Regions from separate parts of the Homo sapiens genome. Here region 1 is linked to region 2. A link is a loop called in an ENCODE intact Hi-C map of the cell type or tissue named here. Cell type or tissue: heart right ventricle. All regions are shown on one strand. Links, peaks and the distances in the headings refer to the core of each region. The heading gives the core; the rest is flanking DNA.

Region 1 (16,423 bases), core at 3,432-11,431, 53 kb after region 2:
TTGTATTTTCAGTTGAGATGGGGTTTCACTGTGTTAGCCAGGCTGGTCTCAAACTCCTGGCCACAAGTAATCCGCCCGCCTCAGCGTTCCAAAATGCTGCAATTACAGGCGTGAGCCACCACATGCGGCCAACTCCTAAGGCTCTTATCTGACTGGTATACAAAGGACCAGATGAATCTATCTAGTGACAAGTAATTTCGTTTTTTTTTTTTGTTTTTTTTTTTTTCCTTTGAGACGGAGTCTCGCTCTGTCGCCCAGGCCGGACTGCGGACTGCAGTGGCGCAATCTCGGCTCACTGCAAGCTCCGCTTCCCGGGTTCACGCCATTCTCCTGCCTCAGCCTCTCGAGTAGCTGGGACTACAGGCGCCCGCCACCGCGCCCGGCTAATTTTTTGTATTTTTAGTAGAGACGGGGTTTCACCTTGTTAGCCAGGATGGTCTCGATCTCCTGACCTCATGATCCGCCCGCCTCGGCCTCCCAAAGTGCTGGGATTACAGGCGTGAGCCACCGCGCCCGGCCGTAATTTCGTTTTTAAATCACTCCCGAGCATTAGGTCTTTATCTCCATTTTGGAGATCCTGGATAGAATCCAAAAAGAGCTCATATCATTATATCATTATATATCTCAGTCTGAAAAAAACATGGTAACACTGTAACTCTAGTCAGTCTAGTTCATTTGCACCAAATTTTAGAGGATCAGTAGTAAATAGGTGGAGAAACCACAAAGGATTATCTGAATCCAGTTGAAGTGCTCTCATGAGCAGAAGCCTCCTTTGACCAGCTGCCATGGATGTCCCAGCAAAACGGGTAGAGGAGGTAGATCGATCATGCTTACTGGCTTGCTTTAGAAAAACGGAAAGTTTTTACTAGCGCTTATGGCTGAGACAGCAAAGGAAGAGAAAGAGATATTTGCCATATACATATTGGACAATTTCAGAGACATAAAGGTTTGGGAGAAGACAGGGAGACAGGGCTGACTGGGGAGAACAAAATTTTTCAAATTAAAAAAATCAATCTTGAAGTCCCAGTGAACATCTAAAAATTTCCATTTAACTTCCTGCAAGGCCAGCCTCCAAGATGACTCCCAGTGATGTCCCCAGTGATTACATCTTTATGTATTTAGGTTGGTCTATGTGACTAATATAATATAGCAGGAGTGATGGTTACTCCTGAGGTTTACTTCTGAGGTTGGGTCAGAAAACAAAGTGTGGCTTCTGCTCTCTCTCAGATCATTCACCTATGGAGAATCTAGTTTCCATGCTGTGAGCAGTCCTATTGAGAGGCCCACATTGTGAGGAACTGAGGCCTCTGGCCAACAACCACATGAATGAACTTGGAAATGGATCTTCCAGCCCACCCCTTCAAATGACTGCTGCCCTGGCTGACATCTTGAGAGACCCTAAGCCAGAACCACTAGCTAAGCAGCTCCCAGATTCCTGACCCTTAGAAATTGTGTGAAATAGACCAGGTGCAGTGGCTCATGCCTGTAATCCCAGCACTTTGGGAGGCCAAGGTGGGAGGATCACTTGAGCCCAGGAGTTTGAGACTAGCCTGGGAAACACAGTGAGACCTCATCTCAAAAAAAAAAAAAAAAAAAAAAAAAAAGAAAATAAAATAAAAGAAACTGTGTGAAATTTTTTTTGTTTTTTAATTTTAAGCTGCCACATTTTGGGGGGTAATTTGCTACCCAGCAATAGATGGGTAGGAGAGGTAATTTGTTGGGGTAATTTGTTACCCAGCAATCGATAACATAATAACATAACATCAAACTAAGCAAGTTTGATGGGGAAATGTACCATTTGATATCATTATTTCATCTACTGGTTGAGAAAGAATCATCTGCAAATTAAAAGTGGTTATTGCCTATGATACCATTAAAAGCTAAATATGCCTAAAGAAGGGGCTCCACTGGAGGGAATGAATTGTCCTTCTCTTCCAACACTAATCTAAGGCTTGTCACAGCCAAAAAGGCCCCATCAGAAGAGTCCAACACAGTCCCCTCCCAGTAATTATATTACATATCCTACAGCCATAAATGGGGGTTAGTTAAGGGTAGGTTTCACATACAAGGCAGCCACTGTAAGGGTGTCGTCTCACATCAGAGCAGTCAAGGGGTTAAAGTTGAGGCAGCAAATTTATCCCCAGAGATATATGTCTAGCACAAAGCTGAGATTCACAAGATTCTCCCTGAGTTTTCCTTACCTCTAAATGCTGGAATAACTGATGCTCACTGAATTCCGATATTTGTATGAATAAAAATGAAGGGATTTAGCAAATCTTGTTCCTGCACACAGTTGTCAAAAAAAATCTGACCTTTACAACAGGAAAAAGAGGGGGGATTTAAAGATTTAAAGAAGAGGCAGTGACTGTCTGATGTATAACAAACCTTTGAAAAATTATGAAGCAGTGAAAATCCCCTACAGGTCCCAACAAAATGTGTCCAATTTGCATTCCAGCAAAGCTTTCCATACATACCATTTGGCTCCTGTGTGTACTTCCAGGCAAATAAATCCCGAGGAATAATCCCACTGGGACCTAAGTCTGATCTCTGATATATTACTGCTACACAGCTCCAGACCAGGCTCCACAAACTGCCTTTTTGGTTCCAAATAACTAAATCAAAGTCATCCTGATAAGCTTTGAAAACAGGGAATGCGAGGAGTGGTTTAATGAATGTTACAACTCAACCTATTATAGACCACAGTACATTAGGAGAAGAGAAAGAAAGACAGAAAAAAAAAAAAAAAAAAAAAAACCCTTATGCTTTTACATCCCCAAATCTCTCAAGGCCAAATCCAGACATACCTGTCATTCACCACACCTCACTATAAAGCCTTGTTCAAAGCCTGACTTTGATCAAATGGTTAGGATGAATTTGCAAACCCAACAACACTGTGTATTGTGGTGGGGAAAGGAGGAAGGTAAGTAGAGGCTACAATTTTGTTTACTTTGAAAACAGGTTCAACCTTTTTTTTTAAAGCAACCAATGGCAGCAATAAACACTAAAATGTATTCTGATTTATAATATTTCAAGGAGATACAGCAAACACATTAAATAGCAAAATAATTTTTTTCTAAAAGTTAGAAAAACCTACCACTCAACATATAAACTGGAGAAAACAGTCAAAGAAAAAAAAAGAAGGAAAGCTACAATTCTAGAAAAAACGGAGAGAGCTAGAAGTTCCAGCGTCCTAGATTTCTGTACCAGTTTTCTCCTTTCACAAGAAGAAACTAATTTTCACCTTTCACAAGAAGAAAATAATTTTCACAAAAGAAAAACAAACTAAAACATTAATCACAGTGACTATTAGACAAATCACAAAATATATAGATGCAAGAAGTAGAAACTGAGAGACTAAAAAAGAGAGGGGTAAGAAGAGAACACTTAGGAACTCAACAGTTTGATGTAGAAGACATCAAAATAAGAAACCACCCAGCCACACAGTAAGGAGATGGGAACATTAGAGTTTTAATATCTGTACATAGTATCATTGTAAGTAGTGGCGAAGTAACATCCAAATTCAGTTTATATAGCACCTTAAAAAGAGCCAGTCATTTATCAGGAATTAGAGTTAACTCCCTCCCCAGAAGGTTATTCTGTGAGCAGGAAGATAAGCTGGTAATGTGTAAGCAAACTGAGCTACCTGTATAGTCAGCAAGACCTAGCCTATTGCCTGGTCCAGGATTCTGATGGCAAATGAAACCAGAAATACCATCATCTACTTTCAAGACCCAAAGTGTAACTGACACTCTTCTTTTGGCAAGTCAGAATTCGACCCTGTCTAGGCAACCTGTAAAATCTGTAAAATCTGTGTTCGCTGTTTATTGGAAATTTTGGAAGAAAGTAATCCTTTAGTATAAAAGCTAAAATCTCAATACCTTATTTGGCCCAGAAGAGCCATCCAGTTATTTCAGGAGAGAAGCATGTCAGAAGATCCATAAGACCTGAAAGGAGCTTTATCATCAAAGTCCTATCCAGTCTCAAAAGCTTTTGAAGCTATATAAAACAAAACAAACACAAATAACAAGTGTTGGTAAGGATGCGGAAAAACTGGAACCCTCATGCATTCTTGGTGGGAATGTAGTATGGTTCAGCTGCTATAGAAAACTGTTTGGCAGTTACTCAAAAAGTTAAACATAGAATTACCATACAACCCAGCAATTCCAGTCCTAGGTATATATCCAAAGGAATTGAAAACAGATACTCAAATACATGTATACACATGTCCCTAGCAGCACTATTCATAATTGCCAAAAGGAAGAAATGGTCCAAATGTCCATCAACGAATGAATGGATGAACAAATTGTGGTATACACACACAATGGAATATTATTCAATCCTAAAAAGAATTGAAGTGCTGATTCATGTTACAGCATGGATGACCCTCAAAAACATTATGCTAAGAGAAAGAAGCCAGACATAAAAGGACACATATTATATGATTCCATTTATATGAAATATCCAGAATAGGTAAATTTACAGAGACAGAATGCAGATGGATGGCTACCAGGGGCTGGAGGGGAAGGGAAAGTGTGGAGCAACTGCTTAATGGGTACAGGATTTCCTTTTGGGGCGATGAAAATGTTTTGGAATTAGATAGGGTACATTGTGAATGTACTAAATGCCACTATATTGTTTCACTTTAAAATGGTTAATTTTATGTTATATGCATTTCACTTCAGTTTTTTAAAAAAGCTCTTGAAAATACAAGTAAAGATCCTCTTATCTCTAATTTGACTTTATTTTTCTAAAGTGCTTTAACAGGATATGAGCTTCCCTTCTAAGAAACCATGAACAATTTCCAGTTAAAGCCTGTCGTGTCTCCTCTATAGTTTTTGTAGAGACAAGCAGGTACCTCAGTCCATAGTGCAAAGGGTCACTTGGGATTCTTGCAAAAAGTGAAACTTACCTAGTTGCTTTCCACTCACCAAAACTGGTTGCAGAAATGTCAGTGGACGTCTATGTCTGTATTCCCACTGGAGGCTCACTGAACCTAAGCTTCTTTAGCAGCTAAAAAGTCTCCCCTCCTTGGAGACTTAACATCTATTGAGACTTCACAAAGATTTCACATTATACAAGACCACAGTAAGAAATTTCCTCCTCTTCCACCACAGCTCAATTCGGAGTTCTTTGGAAACACAGGTACTTCACTGTCTCCTGTTTTGCATTCTGAATAAGAGATCCTCCCACGTTTTTCCCCTACCTACAGGTTAAAACTTGCCAACAGACAAGACTTACTGGTAGAAGCACTTTGAATAGTCATTCTTCATATTGTCACTTTGTCTTTCATATTTCTCTTTCAAATTGTTGAGGCAAAAGCATTTTCAGAGTATGAGGTCTATCCTCTAGTATTCAATACCTGTTACATCTTTGCTGTCATCAACAACCTCCCAGCCTCCTAGCAGAAGGCCTCAGTCACCCAAGCCCTTAAAGACTCCTATAATTGGTGGTTTATACTTTCTCCCCTGTCCTAATCCCACTTCATCATGCCATGAAGATACACAATATTTGCAAATTTTCTAAAGCTCTTTCTCATTGTTTTGCTCATTGCTATTTCCACAGCTTCCTTTTGGAGATAAAGCCAGGCCCTTCCTGGCCTCAAGAATTTACCTGTGCCTGGACACAACTAGAAGAGGGCAATAGTCACCAGAGGGTCCAAACACAGCTTCTATGCTCATAGCTACATATAATAAAAGCATAAACGGAGAATGATCCCCTTTCCCATTAATTAAAATGGCTCTACTAACAAGTGGTTGTTAAGGGTATCAATAAACTGCCTACCCTCTGTCATCTTAGGTTGAAGTACTTTAAAAGTTACCTTTTAGGATCCAGGTACTATCTTCACTACTACTTCTCTGGGCAAGATGAGTGACTCCTTACCTTAAGATCTGATGGTTTGTACCTCAATAGTTTCCACCTCCTTGTGATAATCTTTTAATAGTATCTAGGATCATTAGTAACCCGCTACTTTACCTCCTCTCACCTCTCCCCTTTACTCATCCCTCCGGACAGAGCATTCAGAGTCAGTTAAGTGCCATGTCTTATTGAATTTTTAAATTTTTCTACTATCTCTTAGCACTGCAGTTCTGTGAATCTCCTTACTCCAAGCCAGAACTTCAGCCTACCCAATTAGAGACTGGAATTTAAAAACTCATGTTCCTATTCCCAGATAGTTAACACCACACGTGCTGGAAATAGGCTAGTTGGGTTAGTGTTCATGCTATACTCTCAGCAGACTTTCCTACTGAACCTGGTATCCAACAACAGGGACCAGTAAGCAGCCTGAAGTCTGTTGCCAGGGAACAAGGCTAACTCAGGATTTTCTGCCATCAGTTCCTTTGGTAGACATAGCAGAATCAAAGAGAAAGGGGTTTTCCCAAAATAATTGTGATTAAAATAATAATGTTAATTTGTCTCCAGCAAGACAGAAGAGTCCAGGAACAAGCTAGACTCACCTCTGTCTCTTGTTCCTCTTCAGTAAATGGCCCACCTGAAGGTTAGCTGTAAGTCTGCCCTTATTCACGTGAAAAGCAAATAAATAACCTCATCGCCTTTTTCCAAATCATAATCACACTTTAAAAGAAGCTTTTACTGTATAACCTTGAAAATGTTACTTAATTTTTCTGGAACCTGAGTTTTATCTGTAAAAGGGGAATATTAATAAAGGCACAGTCTATCTTGTGAGTTTTTGTGAAACTTGAAAAGAATACAGGCGGCCGGGCGCGGTGGCTCACACCTGTAATCCCAGCACTTTGAGAGGCCGAGGCGGGTGGATCACAAGATCAGGAGATTGAGACCATCCTGGCTAACACGGTGAAACCCCATCTCTACTAAAAAATACAAAAAAAAAAAAAATTAGCCGGGTGTGGTGGTGGGCGCCTGTAGTCCCAGCTACTCAGGAGGCTGAGGCAGGAGAATGGCAGGAACCTGGGAGGCGGAGCTTGCAGTGAGCCAAGATCGCGCCACTGCACTCCAGCCTGGGCGACAGAGCGAGACTCTGTCTCAAAAAAAAAAAAAAGAAAAGAAAGAAAAAAGAAAAGAAAAAGAATACAGGCAAACTGTTACAGCCAAGTGGAACCTAACAAGATGTGATGACTAAATGTAATGTGGTATCCTAGATGGAATCCTTGAACAGAAAAAGGCCATTAAGTAAAAACCTAATGAAATCTGAATAAAGTATGGACTTTAATTAATGATGAATCAATATTTGTTCATTAATTGTGACAAATGTGTCATATTAATGTAAGATGTTAATAACAGGGGAAACTGGGCATTGGATAGATGAGAACTTCTTTACAACTCTTCTATAAATATGTTTATAGAAATAATCTATTATAGATTATGTATGAGTCTAAGTTATAATATAACAATTTATATAAATATAATTTATAGATAATTTATAAAAATATAATTTATAGATTATAATTTATGTGCTTTATAGATTCTAAAATTGAAAGGCTATAATGAAAAACCACTTTATAAATTATAAAGTTCTAGTCAATTGTAAAATATCACATAATTTAGTAGATTTAGTATTTTATGCAGATTGTTGGTAAGGTAGGTAGCTATCTTAAGTAGCTCAGATAACAGAGATCACTTGAAGAGTTAAGTGCTGGTGTGGAAGAGTCTAGCCCCCAGAAATATCCCAGCTGTTTCCTGCCAGCTGGTGCCTCATGTCTGACTTGCAATAGAGTTGATTTTCTTTACGTAATTATTTTTGCCTCTCAACCCGTCTATTTCACTAAAAGAACAGTAACTTTTTAAAAAGAGGCTTTAAGCAGATAGGTGCTTTAATTTAAAACTTCAAAAAGTGAAACTTAAGGCATGGGTACGATAATTTATTAGGTCCATTTCCTAACTGGCTGAAACAGATCTGATCTCTACTCCCAACTTCAAATGTAGAAACATGCAGACATCCAGAGATAGAATTCAGCAAGTGTACCCATCCCCTGCCAACTCCTGCTCTGCCCTGGGAAAAAAAAGAAAAAGAAGAAAGCAAAAGTCCCAGAAGTGCAGGAAATTGTTTCTCAGACGAAAGACAACACTTCCTTTCCCAGAACAATCCATCTCCCACACTGACATCCTGCTCCTGCTATATTTACCCAACCCAAATCTGCCGATGATATACTTCCAGCTGCACTCCTGCCACATGGTCCTGTCACTCAACTGGAGCACTCAGAGGGGAATCTGTCCAGAGGGCAGAGCCTGGAAATCACTACACACTAATCCATGCTTCCTCTATTGCTAGCCTTCAGAGTAAAGTGAGACAAAATATGGACAGTATTACTCCCTGTTTATTTTGGAAGTGACTGGGGAGACAAGAGGTACTTCATTTTATATAGTTGCTAATTTTGACTGCTCTCATGGTAGCCAGCAGAGGAACCTGAACAACGAAGAGATTGAAATGGGAGGTTAAAAATAACTCTGTTAATGCTAGCAAGCCAAAAAACATCACTTAATAGCCTCTTCCTACCCAACCCACTAGGATCAGGCTATCAAGTCACATTACAGGGTAAAACCTTCAGTTCCATGTAAACAGATCCAAGGAGTCAAGGATGGGACAATTTCATTCACCCCATCTCATCCTATCTCATAGAACATTCTACTGAAAGGGGAAAACCCACACACTGGACTGGGTAAAGGTAAATGTTAGAGCTGACTCCCATTTTCCTATTTTAGGAGTTCTGTATTCTCTGTCCTTCTCTCCTACCCTTGCCTCCCCATCCCCAAGTTCTTTGCTTCTGCCCCTTTCCTCTTTCTGACTCTCTAGTTGTTTTCTTTTGTCTCTACTTATTTCTCTCTCTCTCTCTCTCTCTCTTTTTTTTTAAGACAGGGACTCCTCTGTCACCCAGGCTAGAGTGCAGTGGTGCCATTATTACTCACTGCAGCCTTGATTTCTGGGGTTCAAGAGATCCTCCTGTCTTAGCCTCTCAAGTAGCTGGGACTACTGGTGTGTGCCACCATGCCTGGCTAATTAAAACAAAAAAAAATTTAGTAGAGATGAGGTCTCACTAGTTACTCAGGCTGGTTTCAAACTCCTGAGCTCAAGCAATCCTCTTGCGTCGCCCTCCCAAAGTGCTGGTCATTACAGGCGTAAGCCACTTTTTTTGAGGGCAAGGTTCCCTCGAAGAAACAACTGATAGCTGATAAGGCATTCATTAGTAATGGTCATAATTATCATATCATTAGCCTATTCTCCGTAGTAATAACAATAAAAAACCTGAGTCTCAAGAAGCAATACTTCTTTTTCTCTCTGCTTTTGGAGGCTCAGTCATGCATCCTAATCATGCTTCAAAGGAATGAAAGGAAAGGCACAAGGAAAAAATACAGAAAAATAAGAGGGAAGGAAAGAAAAAAATGATAGAAAAGGAGAATAGGAAAACGTTTCTCCTAACCTTTTCTCTCTTAAAGCTCCTGGACAATGGGCATTTCCAAACTTTATGGATTTTGTTAAAGCTTAAGTGGAAGTGCTTAATAAGATGAATCAAGCTATTAAAATAGATTTGAGAACAAAAGCTGAAATATAATGATGAATTCATAGCAAATCCCACTTATTAAAAGAGGGAGTAAATTTTAAAAAAAGAATCCACTTCACATGGCTGTTGTCAGTCTGGCTTAGAGAAAAAGCACTTATGCTGTTGGTTGAGTGGAGAACAAATTCCACTGGGTGATGTGGCCATTCTAGGAAATTACCAAGTTCCAAGTCAAGCCTCATTGAGCCAAACCTTTTTCCAATTTTCAAACTCTTTTTAGTTATTAGATTTAGACATAAAAAAATATAGATCTTTAGGGTATGCAATTGTGTTTCTTATAGGAAGAGAAACAAACAGAAGCAAGCTAGAAAGACAGTTTGTGTCCACCTAAGAACAAGTATTTTAAGCAACCACTCAAATTTCACCATAACTGCAACCAGAAATTGGTTCAGGCAAGAATTATCAATGTATGTTAGGTATTAGAGGGAAAGTTTAAAGAGGAGTATGATCTTCAAATGTTTCCCTACAGATTGCTTATTAGTTGCAAGGGGAAATAACATCTACACAGTAAATAAATCAGATTAACACTTGACCAGATGATCAAAATTAGTATCACCAATGAACAGCACCTGCAGTTGTGATACCCTGAGAAGGACCCTATATCAGTAGTGGTATATATTACAGATTCACGATAGACACACACCACCTGAATCTAACCATAAGAAAACATCAGACAAACCCAAAATGAGAAATATTCTTGAAAGAAATAAATAAATTAGGGAGACTATAGTTAACAATAATTTGCTGTATATTTCCAAATAGCTATAAGAGAAGATTTGAAATGCTCCCAACACAAAGAAACGACAAATGTTTGAGGTGATAGATATCCTAAATACAATCATTACACATTGTACTCATGTATCAAAATATCACATGTAACCAATACATAAGTATAATTATTATGGATCAATTTTTTAAAAAGAAAGAACACAGACATGAACTGGTCTGTAGTTATAAAAAATGTCAATGTCAGCTGGCTGTGGTGGCTCATGCCTGTAATTCCATCACTTTGGAAGACCAAGGCAGGAGGACCAGTTGAGGCTGGGAGTTCTAGGCTGCAGTAAGCTACGATCCCACCACCAGACTCTGTAAACAGTTATGGAGTTACAGATAACTCCATAACTCTAAAAAAAAAAAAAAGTGTTTTTGTTTAATGTTTTTTTGTTTGTTTTCTTAATCACCCAGGCTGGAGTGCAGTGGCATGATCATAGCTCACCGCAGCCTCCAAATCCTGGGCTCAAGCAGTCCTCCCACCTCAGCCTCCTGTGTAGCTGGGTCTACAGGCACACGCCACCATGCCCAGCTAATTTTTTTTATTTTTTGAAGCAATGAGTTCTCACTATGTTGCCAAAGCTGGTCTCAAACTCCTGGCCTCAAGCAACCCTCCTGCCTTGGCCTCCCAAAACGCTAGAATTACAGGCATAAACCACTGGCTGAAAAAATTTTAAAAAAATGTTTTTAATGCTAATGTCATGAAGCATAAAGAGAAGCTAAAGAACGGTCCCAGATTAAAGGAGACTAAAGAAACATGACAACTAATGTAATTTGTGATCCTTGGCTGAAGGGGAAAAAAAAAACAAATAATAAAAGTTTATTGACAAAATTGGAATATGAATAGTAAATTATTGTATCAATGCTAAATTTCTTGAATTTGATAACTATACTTAAATTAGTAAGAGAATATCCTTGTTCTTAGGAAATATGCACTGAAGTATTAAGGGATAAAAGATCATGATAGGCTGGGTGCGGTGGCTCACGCCTGTAATCCTAGCACTTTGGGAGGCCGAGGTGGGCGGATCACCTGTGGTCATGAGTTCGAGACCAGCCTGGCCATCATGGCGAAACCCTGTCTCTACTAAAAATACAAAAATTAGCTGGGCGTGGTGGCGGGCGCCTGTAATCCTAGCTACTCAGGAGGCTGAGGCAGGGAGAATCGGTTGAACCCGGGAGGCGAGCCGAGATCACGCTATTGCACTCCAGCCTGGGTGACAGAGCGAGACTGTCTGAAAAAAAAAAAAAAAAAGTCACAATGTATATAACCTACTCTCAAATGATTTAGAAAAATTTATTTATTTATGTACTTTTCTTTTTTTGAGACAGGGTCTAACTCTGTCACCCATGGTGGAATGCAGTGGCATGATCACAGCTCACTTCAGCCTTCACCTCCCAGATTTAAGTGATCCTCTTACCTCAGCCTCCCAAGTAGCTGGAACAGCAGGCACATGCCACTACACCTGGCTTTTTAATTTTTTGTAGAGATGGAGTCTACCTATGTTGCCCAGGATAATCTCAAATTCCTGAGCTCAAGTGATCCTCTCATCTTGGCCTTCCAAAGTGCTGGAATTATATATGTGAACCACTGTGCCCAGCCAAAAAATAATTTTATGTCTATATATACATACATACATACATACGTGTGTGCATGTGTGTGTGTGTGTGTGTGTGTGTGTAAGTAGCAAAAGGACATATGGGAGACCTATTATTCTTGCACCTTTAAATTTGAAATTATTTCAAAATAAAAATTCAAGAAAATTCACCATCTGTTCATTTGATTCAATGTCCTGATACCAATTAGGTAAAAAGGAAATAGGGATGAATTCACATTCTAAATAGCAGTAAAACAACCTCTAGTAGCCAACTTTTTGCTTCCCTTTGGAGCTTTTGTTAGACTATTACCAACCCAAATATTTCCCATTCTCTACCTTCCTTTACTACATGCACACAACCCATTTTGTTGACTATTGAGCCTACGGCCTACCCAGGATTACTTAGGACCCTGGCACCATCTCCCATTCTCTAAATAAAAAGCAGTTCTACCAAAGGCAAGCACTACTCATTTTCTTCCTTATAGAACCTTGGCAACAGAAACATTTTTTTTTTTTTTTTTTTTGAGGCAGAGTCTAGCTCTGTCGCCCAGGCTGGAGTGCAGTGGTGCAATCTCAGCTCACTGCAACCTCCACCTCCCAGGTTCAAGCGATTCTCCTGCCTCAGACTCCTGAGTAGCTGTGACTATAGGCGCCCGCCACCATGCCCAGCTAATTTTTTGTTTTTTTAGTAGAGACGGGGTTTCACCGTGTTAGCCAGGATGGTCTCGATCTCCTGACCTCGTGATCCGCCTGCCTCGGCCTCCCAAAGTGCTGGGATTACAGGCATGAGCCACCGCGCCAGGCCTTTTTTTGGAGATGGAGTCTCCCTCTGTTGCCCAGGCTGGAGTGCAGTGGCGCGATCTCAGCTCACAGCAATCTCTGCCTCCCAGGTTCAAGCGATTCTCCTGCCTCAGCCTCCCCAGTAGCTGGGATTACAGGCGCTCACACCCATGCCCGGCTAATTTTCATATTTTTAATAGAGACGAGGTTTCACCATGTTGGCCAGGCTGGTCTAGAACTCCTAACCTCAGGTGATCCACCTGCCTCGGCCTCCCAAAGTGCTGGGATTACAGGCGTGAGCCACCACGCCCAGCCCAGAAACATTATTTAAAACCCCTGAAATGAAACTGATTAAGATGCAGTCTTGGCTCACTTGGGAGGATTAATGAAACCTACTTGGAGTCTGAGAACCGAAGTCCATTTTCCTTTGACTATTTTCCCTACAATGCTTCTGTCCAGGTGGACTGAACCAAGAACTTTTTTTCCCAGGCCAGAGGGAACAAGGATCCTATCAGAGTCAACAGATTCTGGTCACAAAAAGTATTTAGCTATAGTAGGTATTAAATAATGTAACTTGGATATAGATTCATCCCAGAAAAAAAGAGGCAAAGGAGAAAGAATTGCACTTTAAATTCAGAACACGATAAGCCATTCAAGCAAATGACAGGTCACAGGTCTTTCTGTGGACTACATTTGTACTCCAACATTCACTCCAACTTTCTCTTTTAGAAAGTTCTTAACCACTGTTTAACTGTTTCACTGCCTCACCACCTCTTTCTACCCTTGAAAATCCTAGGAATACTATTCCTACACAAGGGGACGGTCTCTCTGAGGTCTCAATGCTCCCAAAGGCTACTTCTAGGTGCTTTCTCTGGGATTCAAAAGACAAATATATGATGAAATGTCCTATTGATTATGAAGCTAAATCCTGTTCAAAGTTACAAGGGTTTTGGTACTACTTTCCTCACATGAGACCCTTGGGCTAAAGGTAGTAGGCTGCTACTAAAAAACACTTTTGTTATTTGTGAACTGGGACTATTAGACCCTGGCTGGAAAAAACAGCTTTCCTCATTCTTTTAGCAACATAAGGTAAACAGCTACTAAAATCTGTTTTTGGCTGGGCGCAGTGGCTCATGCCTGTAATCCCAGCACTTTGGGAGGCTGAGGCCGGTGGATCACTTGAGGGCAGGAGATTGCACCACTGCACTCCAGCCTGGGCAACAGAGCAAGATTCTGTCTCAAAAAAAAAAAAAAAAAAGTCCTGGCGCGGTGGATCACACCTGTAATCCCAGCACTTTGGGAGGCCAAGGCGGGCAGATCACCTGAGGTTGGGAGTTCAAGACCAGCCTGGCCAACATGGTGAAACCCTGTCACTACTAAAAATACAAAAATTAGTCTGGCGTGGTGGTGGGTGCCTGTAATCCTAGCTACTTGGGAGGCTGAGGCAGGATAATTACTTGAGCCCGGGAGGCAGAGGTTGCAGTGAGCAAAGATCACGCCACTGTACTCCAGCCTGGGCGACAGAGTGAGACTCCCTCTCAAAAAAAAAAAAAAAAAAAAAAAAAAAAAATCTTTGTTTTGCACCTGTAGACTTCAATGTCCTAAAAATTGTGTCAGAAGCCCAAGCCAAAGAGGACTCAAATGCAAAGTTGAATTTTATTAGAAAAAACAATCAGCCATTGATAACTTATCCTATGGTTCAACTGTGGTCAGTTGTGGTCCGTCTGTGATGTGGTCAGTCTGTGATGCACAGACTGATTAATCAAAGGCCAATATAAAGAGACTAATCATATCATAGAACATATTATAGGTGAAAAAAATTTTTTTAATAGACTAATCAACTATAAGACATTCAAGGCCCTAAAAGCAGCTAATGAAGCTGCCATGCACAGAATTTCCAGGGTCACTGCCAAGCAGGCAGGGCTAGGGCACAGGGTGGAGGTGGGACAGACAATGTGGACAACACCAATGCTATTCTTTTGACCATCCTAGAACCTCTTTCAGCAAACCAAAGCATACAACAATTTCCTGAGGTCACGTGTGGAAACTGGCAGACTTCAAACTAGTGCCCAGTTGTCTGCTCAAATTCCAGAGCTTCTCAAATCACCAGCCCACTAGACCATAAACTATGAGAACAGGAACTGTGTCAGTCTCCTTGAAAACTAGGTCCCTAGAACCTAGTTCCATTCCTGGCACATAGTAAGTAATCAACAAATATTTGTTGAACTTCCACTAACAGAAAAGTTCCTGGAGAAGATGCTCTTTTGGAGTCTTTCGAGGACAAATGATTCCCTCAGCTCACCAAGATGATTCAAAAGGGTGGCCATGTCTAACATGATATGTCTAAACAATCTGTATAGCATCACATAAAAGGGATAAGGTGCAAAGTGACTAATCAGTCATAATTACTTCCACAATTCTTATTTCCTTGGGGAAGAATACTTACTCTAATATTTTCCAGGATTATAACGACTCAAATAGGCTCAAATTAATCTCTGCCTGGCAAAAGCTGATTCATCCAGAAACAACCATCTAAATAGAACTGTCTTACTGAAATCAAAGTTGATAGGGATGAAGAATCCACTCATTCCCAAAAGTCAAGGGGGCTAAGGTGCCTCACAGAGTCCTTCACAGAATGTCAAGAAAATGGTGAGAAGGGCACCCTGACTCAATATCCTCCTTGACTCCTTGCCCATGAAATAACATTGCAGACAGACAAATTCAAACCAGTGCTAGAACAGGAGTACATCACAAACTTTCTACCAGTGCTTTCAAACTTTTTTGACCATGATGGATAGGAGAAGATACAGCTTACGCTACAACCCAGAAAATACAGGTTTCTAACTAAAACAAGTTGCGAAAAACAATACTTATCTTTCTTAAGTATGATACACTGATAATTTCTTTTTTTTATTTTTTATTTTATTTATTTATTTTTTTGAGACAGTCTTGCTCTGTCGCCCAGGCTGCAGTGCAGTGGCGCGACTTCGGCTCACTGCAACCTCTGCCTCCTGGGTTCAAGCAATTCTCCTGCCTCAGCCTCCTGAGTAGCTGGCACGTGCCACCATGCCTGGCTAAGTTTTGTATTTTTAGTAGAGACAAGGTTTCACCATGTTGGCCAAGCTGGTCTCAAACTCCTGACCTCATGATGCACCCATCTCAGCCTCCCAAAGTGCTGGGATTACAGGCATGAGCTACCACACTCGGCCAGATACACTGATAATTTCTATTCTATTCTTTTTTCCCCTTTATTGCTGGTTGATTGTACCAGAAAGCAAGGAAGTGTTCAAAGATGTCATGTCAAAAGACAAAGGAACCAGTCTGAAGGGGACGCACACTGGCCAAACTTGAAATAATGTGAGCACCAAAAATAACAATGGAAAAAAACATATCTGTAATTAATTGTAAAACACTAAAAAATACTCACAAGCCCCTAGGAGGAGGCAGACCCACATTTGCCACCACTAGTGATCATTATTAACACTCACTTCTGAATCTGAAAACTGCCAATTAAAGGGAATGAATTAAGCATTTATCCTGCCTTTTTAGAAGAAATTGGTTTATCCTCCAGTTGATGAGGGAAAATAGTTCTTTACAGAAAATGCTAGCTAATAAATGTAGAAAAAAATGACAGAATTAGAAAAATCATTCTGTGACCAGTGAAATAAAAGATTCAGTCAAATATTAATCAGTGGATAACCATTAGGTAAAAGGATATTAGAGGACAGGATATTTACAAGGTGC
Region 2 (16,423 bases), core at 2,714-10,713:
TATGAATGGAGCTGCTATAAACATTTGTGTATCAGTGTTTGTGTGAACACAGGTTTCCACTTCTTTAGGGTAAGTACCCAGGGGTAGGATTCCTGGGTCAAAAGGTAAAGGTGTGGTTAGCTTTACTGTCAAACTCTTTTCCAATGTCATTTTATCACTTTGTATTCCCACTAGCAATAAGAATTCTAGTTTCTCCACATCCTCTTCAGTACTTTGTATTTCAGTGTTTTTACTTAAGCGATTCAAGTATGTATGTAATAGTAGCTCCATGTGGTTTAAATTTGCATTTCTCTAATGACTAATTATGTTGAACATCTTTTCATGTGCTTATTTGCCGTCTGTATATCCTTTTGGGTGACATGTCTGCTCAAGTCTTTTATCCATTATTAAACTAAATTGTTTTCTTACTATTGAGTTTGGAGACTTCTTTATTCTGAATTCAAGTCCTTCAGTAGTGATACAGTTATTTCTAAGTATTTTCTCCCAGTCTTAAGCTTATTTTTTCATTCCCTTAACATCTTTCATAGAACAGACACTTTTACTCTTGATGAAGTCCAACTTATTAATATTTTATGGATTGTGTTTTGGTTTAATGTCTAAATTGACTCTGCCTAATTCCAAGTCACAAAGATTTCCACCCTCCCATTTTCTCCTAAAATGTTTACAGATTTATGTTTTTCACCTATGATCTATTTTCAGTTAATTTTTGCATAAGGTGTGAGGTTTAGATTGAGGCTCATTTTTCCTTTGCCTAAGAATTTCCTACTGTTTCCAACATATCTCATTAAGTTGTCTTTGCACCTTTGTCAAAAATAAATTGACCAGGTTGGGCACTGGTCCCAGCACTTTGGAAGACTGAGGTGGGTGGATCCCTTGAGTCTAGGAGTTCGAGACCAGCCTGGGCAACATAGTGAGATCATCTCTACAGAAAATAATTAAAAAAACGGCCAGGCGTGGTGGCTCACGCCTGTAATCCCAGCACTTTGGGAGGCCGAGGCAGGCGGATCACAAGGTCAGGAGATCGAGACCATCCTGGCTAACACGGTGAAACCCCGTCTCTACTAAAAATACAAAAAATTAGCCAGGCGTGGTGGCGGGAGCCTGTAGTCCCAGCTACTCAGGAAGGCTGAGGCAGGAGAATGGCGTGAACCTGGGAGGCAGAGCTTGCAGTGAGCGGAGATCGTGCCACTGCACTCCAGCCTGGGCAACACAGCGAGACTCTGTCTCAAAAAAAAAAAAAAAAAAAAAAAGGCATGGACCAGGAGCAGTGGCTCATGCCTCATGCCTATAATCCCAGCACTTTGGGAGGCTGAGGTGGGTGGATCACCTGAGGTCAGGAGTTCAAGACCAGCCTGGCAAACATGGTGAAACCCCATCTCTACCAAAAAATACAAAAATTAGTGGGGCATGGTGGCGCGCACCTGTAGTCCCAGCTACTGGGGAGGCTGAGGTGAAAGAATATCTTGAACCCAGGAGGTAGAGGCTGCAGTGAGCTGAGATCGTGCCACTGCACTCCAGCCTGGGTGACAAAGTGAGATCCTGTCTCAAAAAAAAAAAAAAAAAATTAACCAGGTATGATGGCATGTGCCTGTAGTCCCAGCGACTCAGGAGGCTGAGGTGAGAGGATTGCTTGAGCCTGGGAGGCTGAGGCTGCAGTGAACTGTGATCATACCACTGCACTCCAGCCTGGGGTGACAGAGTAAGACCCTGTTCCAAAAAATAAAAATTAAATTGGCCATATTTTTGTGAGTCTCTTCTGGGTTCTGTTCTGTTTCATTGATCTATGTGTCTAAGTCTGACAACACGACACTGTGTTAATTATTATAAATATATACTAAGTCTTTTTTTTTTTGAGACGGAGTCTTGCTCTGTTACCCAGGCTAGAGTGCAGTGGCTCGATCTTGGCTCACTGCAACCTTGCCTCCTGGGTTCAAGCGATTCTCCTGCCTCAGCCTCCTGAGTAGCTGGGACTACAGGAACGTGCCACCACGCCCAGTTAATTTTTTTGTACTTTTAGTAGAGACGGGGTTTCACCATGTTGGCCAGGATGGTCTCGATCTCTTGACCCTGTGATCTGTCCGCCTCAGCCTCCCAAAGTGCTGGCATTACAGGCATAAGCCACTGTGCCCTGCCGATATATACTAAGTCTTTTTTTGAGACAGAGTCTCGCTCTGTCACCCAGGCTGGAGTGCAGTGGCATGATCTCGGCTCACTGCAACCTCTACCTCCCGGGTTCAAGTGATTCTCATGCCTCAGCCTCCTGAGTAGTTGGGATTACAGGCACACACCACCTCGTCTGGCTAATTTTTGTATTTTTAGTATAGACGAGATTTTGCCATGTTGGCCAGGCTGGTCTTGAACTCCTGACCTCAGGTGATCCACCCGTCTCGGCCTTCCAAAGTGCTGGGATTATAGGCGTGAGCCACCATGCCCGGCTTATACTAAGTCTTAATAACAGTGGTGTGATTCCTCCAACTTCATTTTTTTTTCCAATATCATTCAGTGTTCCAATTCCTTTGCCTTTCCATTTCAATTTAAGACAAACTTGCCTTGTTGGAAGTTTGAAAGGAATTGCATTGAGTCTATAGATCAATTTGGGGAGACATGATATCTTTGCTATGTTGTGCCTACCAATTCATGAACTTGGTATGTCTCTCCATTATTCAGATCTTCTTGGTTTCTCTCATCACTGTACTGATGAGCGCCACCACGCCCAGCTAATTTTGTATTTTTAGTAGAGACGGGGTATCTCCATGTTTGTCAGGCTGGTCTCAAACTCCCAACCTCAGGTAATCCGCCTGCCTTGGCCTACCAAAGTGCTGGGATTACAGGTGTAAGCCACCGCACCCAGCCGAGGCTCTGTGTGTAACCCTCACACAGCATACAATTCAGTCAATGGACTAGTCTCACTCCTATCAATAGCCAGATATATGATACCCAAGACCTTCATCTGTCAAATTAGATAGTTGAAATCGGCTGGGCGCAGTGGCTCACACCTCTAATCCCAGCACTTTGGGAGGCCGAGGTGAGTGGATCACTTGAGGTCACGAGTTTCAGATCAGCCTGGCCAACATAGTGAAACCATGTCTCTAATAAAAATACAAAAAAAATTAGCCTGGTGTGGTGGCACGTGCCTGTAATCTCAGCTACTTTGGAGGCTGAGGCATGAGAATTGCTTCAACCTGGGAGGCAGAGGCTACAGTGAGCCGAGACTGCACCACTGCACTCCAGCCTGGGTGACAGAAGGAGACTCTGTCTCAAAAAAAAAAAAAAAAAAAAAGAAGAAGGTTGTTGGAATCTATGACTGCTAAGATATGTTCATTCCAGTACTTTCATTTGGTAAGTCAGTGCTTTATAGAAACCTACTGATGAAAAACTAGAAGGGTTAAACTTTTTAATGAGCCCACCAGGAACCTTCATTATCATGTCACTTCCCTACCTCTTCCAAAAAAGAGAATCATGATATATAAAGTTAACTTTCCTTAAAGAGTTTTGTCTAGGGAGAACAAGAGTTTTGCTCTCTAGGTTCAACTGTTGATTGCCAGGAGCATAAGAGAAGCTCTAACAGGAGCAACTCTGCAACAAGTGGGGTTGGGGGCAAGTTGAACTCCTAGTGGGGCATCACTAGTAAGGATATTTCTTTCTTTCTTTCTTTCTTTTTGAGACAGAGTCTTGCTCTGTCACCCAGGCTGGAGTGCAGTGGTGTGATCTCGGTTCACTGCAACCTCTGCCTCCTGGGTTCAAGCGATTCTCCTGCCTCAGCCTCCCAGGTAGCTGGGATTACAGGCATGTACCACCAGGCCCAGCTAATTTTTATATTTTTAGTAGAGATGGGGTTTCTTCATGTTGGCCAGGCTGGTCTCAAACTGCACTCCTGACCTCAGGTGGTCCACCTGTCTCAGCCTCCCAAAGTGCTGTGATTACAGGCGTGAGTCTCCACGTCCAGCCTTTAGTAAGGATATTTCTAATTTAAGGGGTAACTTTTTGTAAACATGTAATTTAAAAACAAACAAATTTGAATTTATAATCCTGGTGAGATGTTCAGATGGTTATCTAGAATAGTGCTTGTCAAATTATCTGTGATGAAGAGCAGTTTTTTCTTCTTTATGTCAATCCACTGCAGACCCATAGTTTTTTTTTTTTTTTTTGAGGCGGAGTCTCGCTCTGTCGCCCAGGCTGGAGTGCAGTGGCGAGATCTTGGCTCACTGCAAGCTCCCCCACGCACCATTCTTCCACCTCAGCCCCCCGAGTACCTGGGACTACAGGCGCCCACCACCATGCCCGGCTAACTTTTTGTATTTTTAGTAGAGATGGGGTTTCGCCGCGTTAGCCAGGATGGTCTCGACCTCCTGACCTCGTGATCCGCCCACCTCGGCCTCCCAAAGTGCTGGGATTACAGACGTGAGCCACCTCGCCCAGCCCGTGCAGACCCATAGTTTTATAAAATACAGTTAATTACTAGAAAAATTTTAAAAACATAAAGTCCAATTTTTTTATTACTAGAATCAACATACATGTAACTACTGTCACATTGTTATAAAATTTTTAAAATACTTTCAACTTCTGTATATATCTCTTTGTGTATAAGCAGCAGTTTGTAGGCTGCATCAGTTTTCTAGGGAACTGTTACTCAGAGATTAAACCATACCCTACAAAAATAAGTCATAATTTTTGACTGTTCAGGAAAATCCTCCAAATCCTAGGATATTACAGCTAAAATAGGGCCTGAAAATAATTTATAATGAGGTAACTGAGATTTAGGGAAGTTAAGTAATTTGTACAAGGCCAGTTAGTATTGGAACCAGGACTAGAAGCTAAGGGCTCTAGGTAGAATCATGGGCTTTCGTGGACGATTCAAATCCCAGTTCTGCAACTTAATAGCTATGTGACTTTAATTACTTAAGTGTTCTGGGTCTCTAATTTTATTACTTGTAAATGGGTATTAGATAATTTAAATAAATTACATTTAAAATAAATAATAATAGCAACTAACATTCACTGAGCGTATACTATGTGCCAGGCATGGTATTAAGCAATTTACACACTATCTCATTTGATGCATGTAAAACACTTGGTACAATGCATGGAATAAAGTGTATAATAAAGATAACTAAGATATTGTTCTAGTTTTTAGCTCTAGAGTCACAGCAGTCCAGTGTTCTCTATATTGTATACCAGTTCATTTCTTTCTTTTTTTTTTTTCTTTTTTTTTTTTTTTGAGACAAAGTCTCGCTCTGTCACCAGGCTAGAGTGCAGTGGAGTGATCTTGGCTCACTGCAACCTCCACCTCCCCGGTTCAAGTAATTCTCCTGGCTCAGCCTCCCGAGTAGCTGGGACTACAGGCACATGCCACCACACCCAGCTAATTTTTGTATTTTCTAGTAGAGATGGGATTTCACCATGTTGGCCAAGATGGTTTTGATCTCCTGACCTTGTGATCTGCCTGCCTCGGCCTCCCAAAGTGCTGGGATTACAGGCATGAGCCACTGCACCTGGCCACCAGTTCATTTCTTAAGATTTAAGTAAATATATATATAAAAATTCTACCTTTGACTCCTAAACCATAAAACAAACACAAGTTAAGGATAAATACTGAGATAACGGGTGGTTGATATTTACGGTACAATTTGGGATAGCACTTTTAATTTCTGAGGGCTTCAGCTTTCTCCAAGGTATCAGAGAAAGAACAGGCTTCCTTTTAATAAAATGAATTATTAAAGTACTCATTAACATTTATTACCTGCGCCATGCCAAGTGCTATGCACTTTACATACCTTCACTCTTCATAATTAACCCCATTTTGAAGATAAAAATGAGGCTTGGAAAGGATAACGAGATGTCCCCACCAGCTAAGATCATAGCACTAGCTAGTAGTGGAAACAGGAATCAAATCCAGGTCCATCCAACTCCAAAAGCTCTGCTCGTAGCCATCCGACTTTACTGCTTCCTACAAGGCTAGAACAGAAAGGTTTCTGGTGTCCTATCTCACGGTTCAGCCTGGCTGGGAACTGAGATTCAATTGTCTGGATCTTCTCCAGAAGAGTGAAAACTGCCTGAGTCCTTCAGGAGAAAAGTGCCATGATTCTGCTCATAGTAAGCAGGCTGAATAATTTCACAACCAAGGAGACATCTGACACCCCAGCCAAGCAGCCAAAATTCCCGCCCTGGAAGACTGTCAACCTCAAGGCACAAACAGTCCAGTAAACACAGAGTGCAGATTAGGTAGAGAGGTGCTCTGAAGGTGACTGGTCCATGTTCTAAGATGAGCCAGTCATCTGGGGGAAAAAGGGCACAAGGAGGGGAAATCTAACCCCCCATTGGAGAAAACACTTCGGATCCTTCCAGAATCAAATCCGGATCCAATTTCTGGACAGTCAGTGACAAATTACAACAAGAATTATTAAATTATTTCTGGAGAGGCTCATGAGTCACTTCAACCCAAAGCAAAGTGAAGCCCTTTGGAGATGTCTTGGTGGTGGTCTGCTCATACTGTACTCAATACGACTGGGCAGGGTGCTTCACTCCCCATATTATGACATTAAAACAGAAGTGTCAATTTGGCCCAATGTCTGTCTGAGAATCTGCAGATGTCCCACACCTCTTGTCTTCCCAAATGATGAGGTGACCTCTCCAAAATGGGGATGAATCTTGACTTTTTTTTTTTTTTTTGAGACGAAGTCTCGCTCTGTCACCCAGCCTGGAGTGCAATGGTGCAATTTTGGCTCACTGTAACCTCCGCCTCTCCGGTTCAAGCAATTCTCCTGCCACAGCCTCCCGAGTAGCTGGGACTACAGGCGCAAGCCACCACGCCTGGCTAATTTTTTGTATTTTCAGTAGAGACGGGGTTTCACCGTTATTAGCTAGGATGGTCTCGATCTCCTGACCTCGTGATGTGCCCGCCTCGGCCTCCCAAAGTGCTGGGATTACAGGGATGAACCACTGCGCCCAGCTGAATCTTGACATTATTTTCTCTTCTCATGTCAGAGCTGCTACCATCTCTGATAATCTATGTCAAAGGCCTCAACATGTGGCCTCAAGCACTGCCCTTGGACAAAACAGAATACTCTCCTAAGCTACAAGGGAACAGCCACCATCCTCCCAGGAGGCTGTGTTCTCCAGGCCGCAGCAGCCTTTTCTCATTTGGCCAGCATTGGGCTGGCACATTCCTGAGCCAAAATGCACACATAAGCTGCTTTCCCTGGTAGCAAAGCTCTTCACTCCTGAGTGACTCTTATCAGGGGCAGTTGGGCATTCTCAATTGGATTACGCTGACAAGGAAAAAGGCCTGCGGTATGTTATTTCAACACCATTTGGCTTCAGAAATGCCTGTCTCGACCTTTTTGCCCTCAGAGTCTACTTCTCTCTTCTTGCTTTCTAGAGGGTCACCAGCCTGCTCCCATGCATGTTCTTTACCCTGCAAATATTGGCCCATGTTCCTGGAGACAGAATGCCATCATTCACAAGATGGATCATGTATAACAGACTAATAAATCATAGCATGATAAAAAAAGAAATTAGTTCATTTACCCCTCTAACATTTCTGTATCCAGAGACAGACGACAAAAGCTTTTTGGTTTTAGGCTTTTCTGTCTGTATCTGTACATTCCATTTTAGGAGAAAGTGTTAGGTCTCATATGCTACTTTTCTGACTATGCTGTACACCCCAGGAATATATTTCTTGCAAAAGTCAAGATTGATAGTGATCTACAAAAATGTCTGATGTATGGTAAGCTCCGTAGGAAGAAGCTGTGTTCTTTTTGGTCACTAGAGGACATCAAGAGTAGTGGTCCAGGCCAGGTGTGGTGGCTTACACCTGTAATCCCAGCACTTTGGGAGGCTGAGGTGGGAGAATCACTTGAGCCCAGCAGTTCGAGACCAGCCTGGGCGACATAGTGAGACTTCAGCTGCACAAAATATGAAAAAATTAGCCAGGCATGCGCACCTGTGGTCCTGGCTACTCAGGAAGCTGAGGTGAGCCCTGATCATACCATTGCATTCTACCCTGAGCAACAGAGTGGAACCCTGTTTCAAAAAGAAAAAAAAAAAAAAGAGGGGTAGTGGTCCAAAGAATAATCAAAGCTAAACTTTGGCAAAGCCAGAAGCCTCTGGAATAACTGCCAAACCTCCCATACCTTCGTTTATCAGCTTCAAAGTTTTCCAGACCTATGAATGGACAGGTGGGAATTTAGGCTTGGTTCAGGAACGGATTCCAGAAAACACTGTCAACGGACAGGTCCCATACCTGTATTTCCTAGCCTGGGCTTAAGGGTCAAACCCAGATAGACCCTGCCCTATACAACAGGAGATATGAAATAAAGAAATGCACTAGGCCCAATTCTGATTCTGTCATTAACTGTGTGACCTTGGGCAAAAACACCTCATTTCTCTGGGCCATAGTTTCCTCATCCATTGGGATTTCCTGGGGAAGGTGGTGGTGGTGATAGTAATTTAACTAGATTCTTTAAGGTCCCTAAAACTTATGATTCTAAATGCAAAGTACCATTTGGAAGTAAATGCACATGAATGCAGACAGTCTAGCCTGGAGGGAAGGCAAGTCCTGTTTGTTTGTCTAAGCTCTTCACAGTGGCTCTTTTCTCAGCTATCACACAACAGTTTCTCAGATCTGCTTCTTTTTATCAAACACATTCTTAGCTTCTCAGGATGCTTCTAGACTTAGGGGGCTATTAACTTTGACATTATGATTTTTAAGAGACAAAGTATGATTATGGCTTAATCATTGCTGCATCAAGGTAAAAATCAGGATCCATAGATCCACTTAGGGCCAGCAGTAGAAGATAATGGTACCAACCACTTACATTGAAAAAGGCAAATTAGGCTGGGCTTGGTGGCTCACGCTTGTTATCCCAGCACTTTGGTAGGCAAAGGTGGGCGAATCACTTGAGGTCAGAAGTTAGATACCAGCCTGACCAACATGGTGAAACACTGTCTCTACAAAAAATATAAAAATTAGTTGGGCATGGTGGTGCGCACCTGTAATCCCAGCTACTCTGGTAGCTGAGGCACGAGAATCGCTTGAGCCGGGGAGGCAGAAGTTGCAGTTAGCCGAGATCATAACATTTTTACTCCAGCCTGGGTGACACAGCAAGACTCTGTTTCAAAAAAAAAAAAAGGCAAATTACAGTTGACCCTCTGTGTCTGTGGATCCAACATCAGTGTACACGATCAACCACAGATCAAAAATATTCAGAAAAATTAAGTGGATGGTTGCATCTGTACTGAACATCTACAAACTTTTTCCCTTGTCATTATTCCCTAAATATGGTATAACTATTTACATAGTATTTATATTGAGTTAGGCATTACAAGTAATCTAGAGATGATTTAAAGTATAGGGGAAGGCTGGGTGCGGTGGCTCACACCTGTAATCCCAGCACTTTGGGAGGCGGAGGCGGGTAGATCACTTGAGGTCAGGAGTTCGAAACCAGCCTGGCCAACATGGCGAAACCCTGTCCCTACTAAAAATACAAAGATTAGCTGGGCGTGATGGCAGACGCCTGTAATCCCAGCTATTCAGGAGGCTGAGGCAGAAGAATCGCTTGAACCCAGGAGGCAAAGGTTGCAGTGAGCCAAGACTGCGCCACTGCACTCCAGCCTGGGCGACAGAGCCAGACGCTGTCTCAAAAAAAAAAAAAAAAAAAAAAAAAATTAGCCAGGTATGGTGGCGTGCGCCTGTAGTCCCAACTACTAGGGAGGCTGACGTGTGGGGTGGATCACTTGAGCCCAGGGATGTCATGGCTGGAGTGAGCCATGATGGCACCACTGCATTCCAGTCTGGGCGACAGAGTGAGGCCCTGTCTCAAAAGACAACAACAACAAAAACAAACCCTTTGGAAAGTGTTCACTTTTCTGGCTGATCAATCCCTCAAAGGTCAACCCACCCTGTTTTTCTTCTCTCTCTCTTGCCCAGGCTGGTCTTGAACTCCTGGGCTCAAGCAGTCCACCCACCTTGGCCCTCAAAGTGATGGGACTACAGGCTTGAGACACCGTGCCCAGCCCCAATCTGTTTTTTTTAATGAATCAAAACCCCAAACCTTAACTCTCTGATTAAACATGAGGAGTTCCTGAATGTATACACCTTGAGGTTACATTTAAAGTCTGAAAACCCCAGGGATTAGAAATCATAATTTTATATTTTCTCCAAAACTGCCACTGATAAGTACTTTATGGAGCATCATGTTCATGAGGCCCCAACCTAACCCAGAGATTATGTAAGAACTCCTCCTCCCTAGATACCTGGTGCAAAAAGGTTCAAGATGACCATGACAGAAAATTATTTTTGCCATCTATATATGCTCTCTGGCTTGAACACCTTTGTCAGGACCTTGCCCCCATCTCCATCCCTATAGCAGCTCAACCTCTCCTTAGAGAGAGGATAGGAAGAGGATATATTTTTTCAGGGTCAAAATCCCTAACAGCATGTGTATCTCAGAGCAGGCTGCTTTCCGTAAATCTCTGCTCCTGAAATCGTCATTTTTGCCATCGTCTCCTTGCTGAGTGAGGCTGCCCTGGTCTGCCTCAGGTCAGATTTAGCCTCCACTTTCAAAAGATAAGACAGGCACTTAAAGGCAGCATACACATGGGAAAATAGTTTATTGTATGATTTTGTCCAATATGATGTATGAATCCTGATTAGAAGAGGAATGAGTTTCCTACCTTGGGCATTCCTGCTAAATAGCCAGATTAACTTGTTGCTAGGAGCTGCTATCTACCACCCTCACAAGAATCCCATTTCATTGCCAGAACAACAACCTTAATTTGCCTCAGACATCAGCAACAGCTACATTATATTATTTTTATTTATTTTTTTTTTGAGATGGAATTTTGCTCTTGTTGCCCAGGCTGGAGTGCAATGGCGTGATTTCAGCTCACTGCAACCTCCACCTCCAGAGTTCAAGCGATTCTCCTGCCTCAGCCTCCTGAGTGTAGCTGGGATTACAGGCGTGTACTACCACACCCAGCTAATTTTTGTATTTTTAGTAGAGACGGGGTTTCGCCATGTTGGCCAGGCTGGTCTTGAACTCCTAACCTGAGGTGATCTGCCTGCCTCAGCCTCCCAAAGTGCTGGGATTATAGGTGTGAGCCACTGCACCCGGCCAGCTACATTATATTATTAAACATAATTACCATATATAATTTTATTTTATCCTCCCAATAACTCTGGGAAATAGTGTTACTGTCCTCACTTTACAGATAAGGACACCGAGGCTCTAAGAGGTTAAGTGACTTACCCAAGGTCACACAGCAAGTGGAAGAGATAAAATTTGAATCCAGGTCTATTGTGACTCCAAAGCCACTGTATTATACTCTTCAATATTATACCATGCTATGGTACAGGGGGCTTTTTGTTTGTTTGTTTGTTTTGAGACAGAGTCTTGCTCTGTTGCTCAGGCTGGAGTACCATGGTGCAATTATAGCTCACTGCAAACTCAAAGTCCTAGGCTCAAAAGCAATCCTTCTGCCTCAGACTCCTGAGTGGCTAAGACTACCAACTCCTGAGTGGCTAAGACTACTGGCATGTGCCACCATGCCCAGCTAATTTTTTAAATTTTTTGTAGATAGGGGGTCTTGCTATGTTGCCCAGGCTGGTCTTGAACTCCTGGCCTTAAATGATCCTCCTGCCTCAGCCTCCCAAAGTGCTGGGATTATAGGCATAAGCCACTGTGCCTGGCCTATTGTATAAGTTTACTACTAGATATATTAACTGCATGACTTGGATGACAAAAATTTAAAACTTGGCCGGGCTTGGTGGCTCACACCTGTAATCCCAGCACTTTGGGAGGCCGAGGCAGGTGGATCATGAGATCAGGAGATTGAGACCATCCTGGTTAACACGGTGAAACCCTATCTCTACTAAAAATACAAAAAATTAGCCGGGTGTGGTGGCGGGCACCTGTAGTCCCAGCTACTCAGGAGGCTGAGGCAGGAGAATGGAGTGAACCTGGGAGGCGGAGCTTGCAGTGAGCCGAGATTGTGCCACTGCACTCCAGCCTGGGAGACAGAGCAAGACTCCGTCTCAAAAACAAAACAAAACAAAAAATTTTAAAACTCAACCATCCTAGAACTGAAGTTTCTTCTGCACCTCTCCTTCTCCTAACCAGTGACTAAACATTGTTAGTTATTGCTTGTAGTACTGCCATACAAATTAAGTGTCAGGTTTACCTAGGTTCCCTCCTAATCCAAAGAGGGAGAGTGAGGCCCCTTTAACAAGGCTGGCAGGGATAAATGAGGCCCACAGGGACTGGCCTCAATCATATCTCAGAGACCCAAGGACAGACTGATCCATCTGTCTTACTGAAAGCACAAGTTTGATGCGTATCAACCTTAAATACTAGTTCTCTTCTTTCTAGAGGAAATTGGCACATATTGAAAGGCAAGCAATTCAGCTATAGCATACAGACAAACCAGAGCTACTGTGGCCCTTCACTCTGCCTTGTTGTTTTCTGCATGCACTGTAGAAGACCAAGCCCCAACTTAAGCAGGCAATCTGAAAGCCCAGGAGAAATTAAAAACTTCTGTTGGTATACTTGACAACAGAACAATTTACCCCAGCTTTATGCAGTCATTACACTTGGAGCAGCTTTTTCAATACAAATTCCTTTCAGAGTCTAGTAAAAAATTTCATTGTTCAACAGCAGCATTATAGGTTTATTATCAATTATAACTATGTCAGGTCTTCTCTACCAGCCCTGAAAAAGACAAAGAGGAAATTAAAAAGAACTAAATTCTGAACTGACATTAGCAAAGTTTACAGATGATGAAAAAGCCTGAAGAGATAATAGTCAAAGCTCCTGGAGAAGAATCAGACAGTCCCCAGTCTCAATAACAGGACTGATAAGTAACCTTTCCCTATCCCTTCAGTGTATAGGACCTTACTTATTCACTCTCACTTACTGTACTATCAGAGTACAGAGTTAATGTTTTCCCAAGAGCTGGAAATAGTTACTACAGCAGCATATCATAAATTCTTAGTGACAACAAGACTAAGGGGTCTTTTTATTTTTATTTTTTTTGAGAGAGGGTTTCACTCTGTCACCCTGGCTGGAGTGCAGTGGCACAGTCTCGGCTCACTGCAACCTCTCAAGTAATCCTTCCACCTCAGCCTCCCAAGTAGCTGGGACTAAAGCGTGTGCCACCACACTTGGCTAATTAAAAAAAATTTTTTCTTTGTAGAGACGAGGTCCTGCTATTATTTCCCAGGCTGGTTTTGAACTCCTGGGTTCAAGTGATCCTCCTTCCTTGGCCTCCCAAAGTGCTAGGATTATAGGCATGAGCCACTGTGCCCAGCCAGATTAAGAAGTCTTTATGCTGTTTCAGCCACCCTCATGCTAAAAGGCTCAAGAACTTTATGATAAGGGATATTTCCCATTTTACTGATGGGGAAAACAAAAGCGTCAAAAATAGATGGAGCTAGGATAAGTATGGTAATCACTTGCCACTGCTGTCTCTAGACATGTCTGTGAGCTGGACAGTAAACAAATAAAGCTTATGGAAGCAGCAGTACCCTGAAAAGTCACACCTTATTTGCTCGAAAGGTGCTGACAGAACCTTTAAGACAGCTGAATCTGGAGGAGCAATCCTCAAAGGGTTGGAAAACAATTTCACAAAACATGGGACAGAAGCTGGGCCCAGCCAACACCTGTTTCCCCAACACTGTCTGTCTGTCTGTCTCTTGTTTTATCCCAACTGCACACTTAATACAAAAGCTCCATTATTCTGGTAAAGTTGCATTCCAGCCCAGAGTGCAGAGTTAATGTTTTTTACAGCCACATGCCTTCTTGTGACGGATGACCACTTTATAATAAAATACTTTATGCTCAATCAACTTACAAATAATGGGTATTCCATTACATGGCATTTAAAACACAACCAAATTCAGAAAAATCCAGAAAGAAATAAGAATAGAAACAAGAATGATTCCTAGAAAGAGAGGAGGGCCGCCAGAGAATCCTCTGTAAGTCCTTCACTCCCAAAGAATTTATCCATTCTCTTATTGAAGGATATTTGAGTTGTTTCCAGTTATTTACTATTACTGCTGTATACATTCCTATAAAAGTCTCTTTGTAAATGTGTTTGTTTCTCTTGACTAAATACCTAAGAGCGAAAGTGCTCAGCCACAGGGTAGATGTGCATTTAACTTTAAAAGAAACAGTTCTTCAATGTTGCTGCACACCCCTCCCCTCTCCACCAGCTCTATATTTTCCTCCCCTAAGGGCCTAGGTTCTTTAAGTTGAGGATTTGGCAGGAGAGAAGAAGCCACATCATGAGGATCCCTGCTGCCAGAGCACAGTGGCCTGAATCGGACACTTAAAAAGCTGAAACAGGTGTTTGAAACCCTACTCCAGCCTCCCTGTTTGGTGCCAGCCCCCTGAGAGGCTAAGGCTTGGCCAGGAGAATTCGGCTCATCTAATGGATGCCGATTAGAGACTTTTACAAGACATAGCTACATAATAGTGTATATGCTGTGACGTGGTACATTTAAAGCAGGTAAGTGAACATCTTAATCTTAAGGAGGGGGGCCTCTGGTGGTCCAAATGCTCTTGAGCAAAGGGTAGTCAGGCTACGTGCCAGATGAAAGCCCTTCACCAACCTCTACCTTTTCTCCTTATATATCCACACAATTGACTACCACTCAGAAAAGCAAAACAGAAAAAAACTACTGATATATGCAACATGGATAAATTCCAAAAACATGCTAAGCTAAAAGAAGCTAGCTATGAAAGAGTATATCCTGTGTGATTCCATTTATATGAAATCCAAAAACAAAACTTATCCATAGTGATAGAAAATGGTTTTGTATATATGTGTGGGGTTGGGGGACTCAAAGAGGCATGGGGGATATTTCTGGGGAGATGAAATGTTCTGTGTATTCTTTATTCATGCTGGTTACATGGTTTATACAATTATCAAAACTTACCAACTGAACACCTAACATCTGCATATTTTATTGTATGTTAATTATACCTCAAGTTGAAAAAAAAGGAAAGCCAGATGGGGGCTTGGGGTGAGCTTCCCCTACTTGGTATTATTTGGGAGAATGAAGAAAGAACAGAAGAAACAAGTTTGCTTCCCAACTCACCAGTCTGGGAGCAGAGACTCAACAGCCAGCTGAACTGCCACCTCAGTGCCCCTTGGGCAACCTTTGTAGAAAAATGAGGTTTTCAGGTGGTAGCTTATAATATTCTCATTGAAGCCCTGTTACTCCCCAAGGGAATGATATTGAAATGTCTTCAACAGTGTTTACTTCCCCATTGCTAAAAGTATGATCAGCATTCCAATTTAGAAGCAAGTTTACATACTTGGCGTAAACTTGCATACTAGGCCCTGAGCACTTAGAACTCAGATAGCGTTCAAAAAAATTAAATTATAACCATAGTAATAGACAAGTAAGACAGATCTTTAGTTCCAGAGCTGCCACTACTCCGTTATGAGGCCTTGCATGACATGACCTTTTCCGAGCCACAGTTCTTTCCGTATAAAATAGGCCAGGTGACCTCTATACTTCATTTCAGTTCTAACACTGTATGATTTTAGAACTCTTATAAGTGTAGGCTGGGCGCAGTGGCTCACACCTATAATCCCAGCACTTTGGGAGGCCGAGGCAGGTGGATCACTTGAGGTCAGGAGTTCAAGACCAGCCTCGCCAACATGGCAAAACCCCATCTCTACTAAAAATACAAAAATTAGTTAGGTGTGGTGGCATGTGCCTGTAATCCCACCTACTCGGGAGGCTGAGGCACGAGAATCGCTTGAACTCAGGAGGCGGAGGGTGCAGTGAGCCAAGATTGTGCCACCGCACTCCAGCCTGGGTGACAGAGTGAGACTGTGTCTTAAAAAAAAACAAAAACAAAAAAAACTTTTGTAAGTTCATATGGGTTCCAGTATGAGACGGGCAAGGAAAGCCCTATAGTCCTTCTCAGCATTTTTTCTTTCTTTTTTTTTTTTTTTTGAGACGGAGTCTTGCTCTGTCGCTCAGGCTTGGAGTGCAGTGGAGCAATCTCAGCTCACTGCAACCTCCGTCTCCTGAGTTCAAGCAATTCTCCTGCCTCAGCCTCCCAAGGAGCTGGCATTACAGGTGCCCACCATCACGCCTAGCTAATTTTTGCATTTTTAGTAGAGACGGGGTTTCACCATTGTTGGCCAGGCTGGTCTTGAACTCCTGACCTCAGGTGATCCGCCTGCCTTGGCCTCCCAAAGTGCTGGGATTACAGGCGTGAGCCACTGGGCCCAGCCCTTCTCAGCATTCGTATAGAGACTTGTCCTTTAGCTTAATGAGGACCCCAAGAGGGATTCTGCATATCATGTGAAATAACTCCTCCCTGTAACGCACTTAGGGAATTAGATTCGGGGAGAAAAGCAACAAACTTTAGTGAAAAGCTGCTACCATGGCAAACACCCAACATGG

What was found. Peaks named below come from ENCODE experiments on the same cell type or tissue, not always from the same donor. Only the 100,000 strongest peaks of a DNase experiment are listed, where the experiment ranks them.
Region 1: it touches region 2 in a loop (8-fold over the local background); 16 of 110 quality-filtered maps call a loop at or near these places.

What each region holds. Positions count from the first base shown.
Region 1 is chr10:102,272,526-102,288,948 of GRCh38, reverse strand. All of the region lies in intron 3 of GBF1 (golgi brefeldin A resistant guanine nucleotide exchange factor 1), which reads right to left. Among named protein-coding and RNA genes, the nearest start is that of GBF1, 35 kb to the right of the region's middle. In heart right ventricle, for the core only: no CTCF peak of the experiment used is centred there; a DNase peak (open chromatin) is centred at 8,148; H3K4me3 peaks cover 1,334 bases; H3K27ac peaks cover 6,056 bases.
Region 2 is chr10:102,325,095-102,341,517 of GRCh38, reverse strand. The region is part of intron 3 of GBF1 (golgi brefeldin A resistant guanine nucleotide exchange factor 1); the gene reads right to left. Among named protein-coding and RNA genes, the nearest start is that of NFKB2, 62 kb to the left of the region's middle. In heart right ventricle, for the core only: no CTCF peak of the experiment used is centred there; DNase peaks (open chromatin) are centred at 6,157 and 7,167; H3K27ac peaks cover 3,379 bases.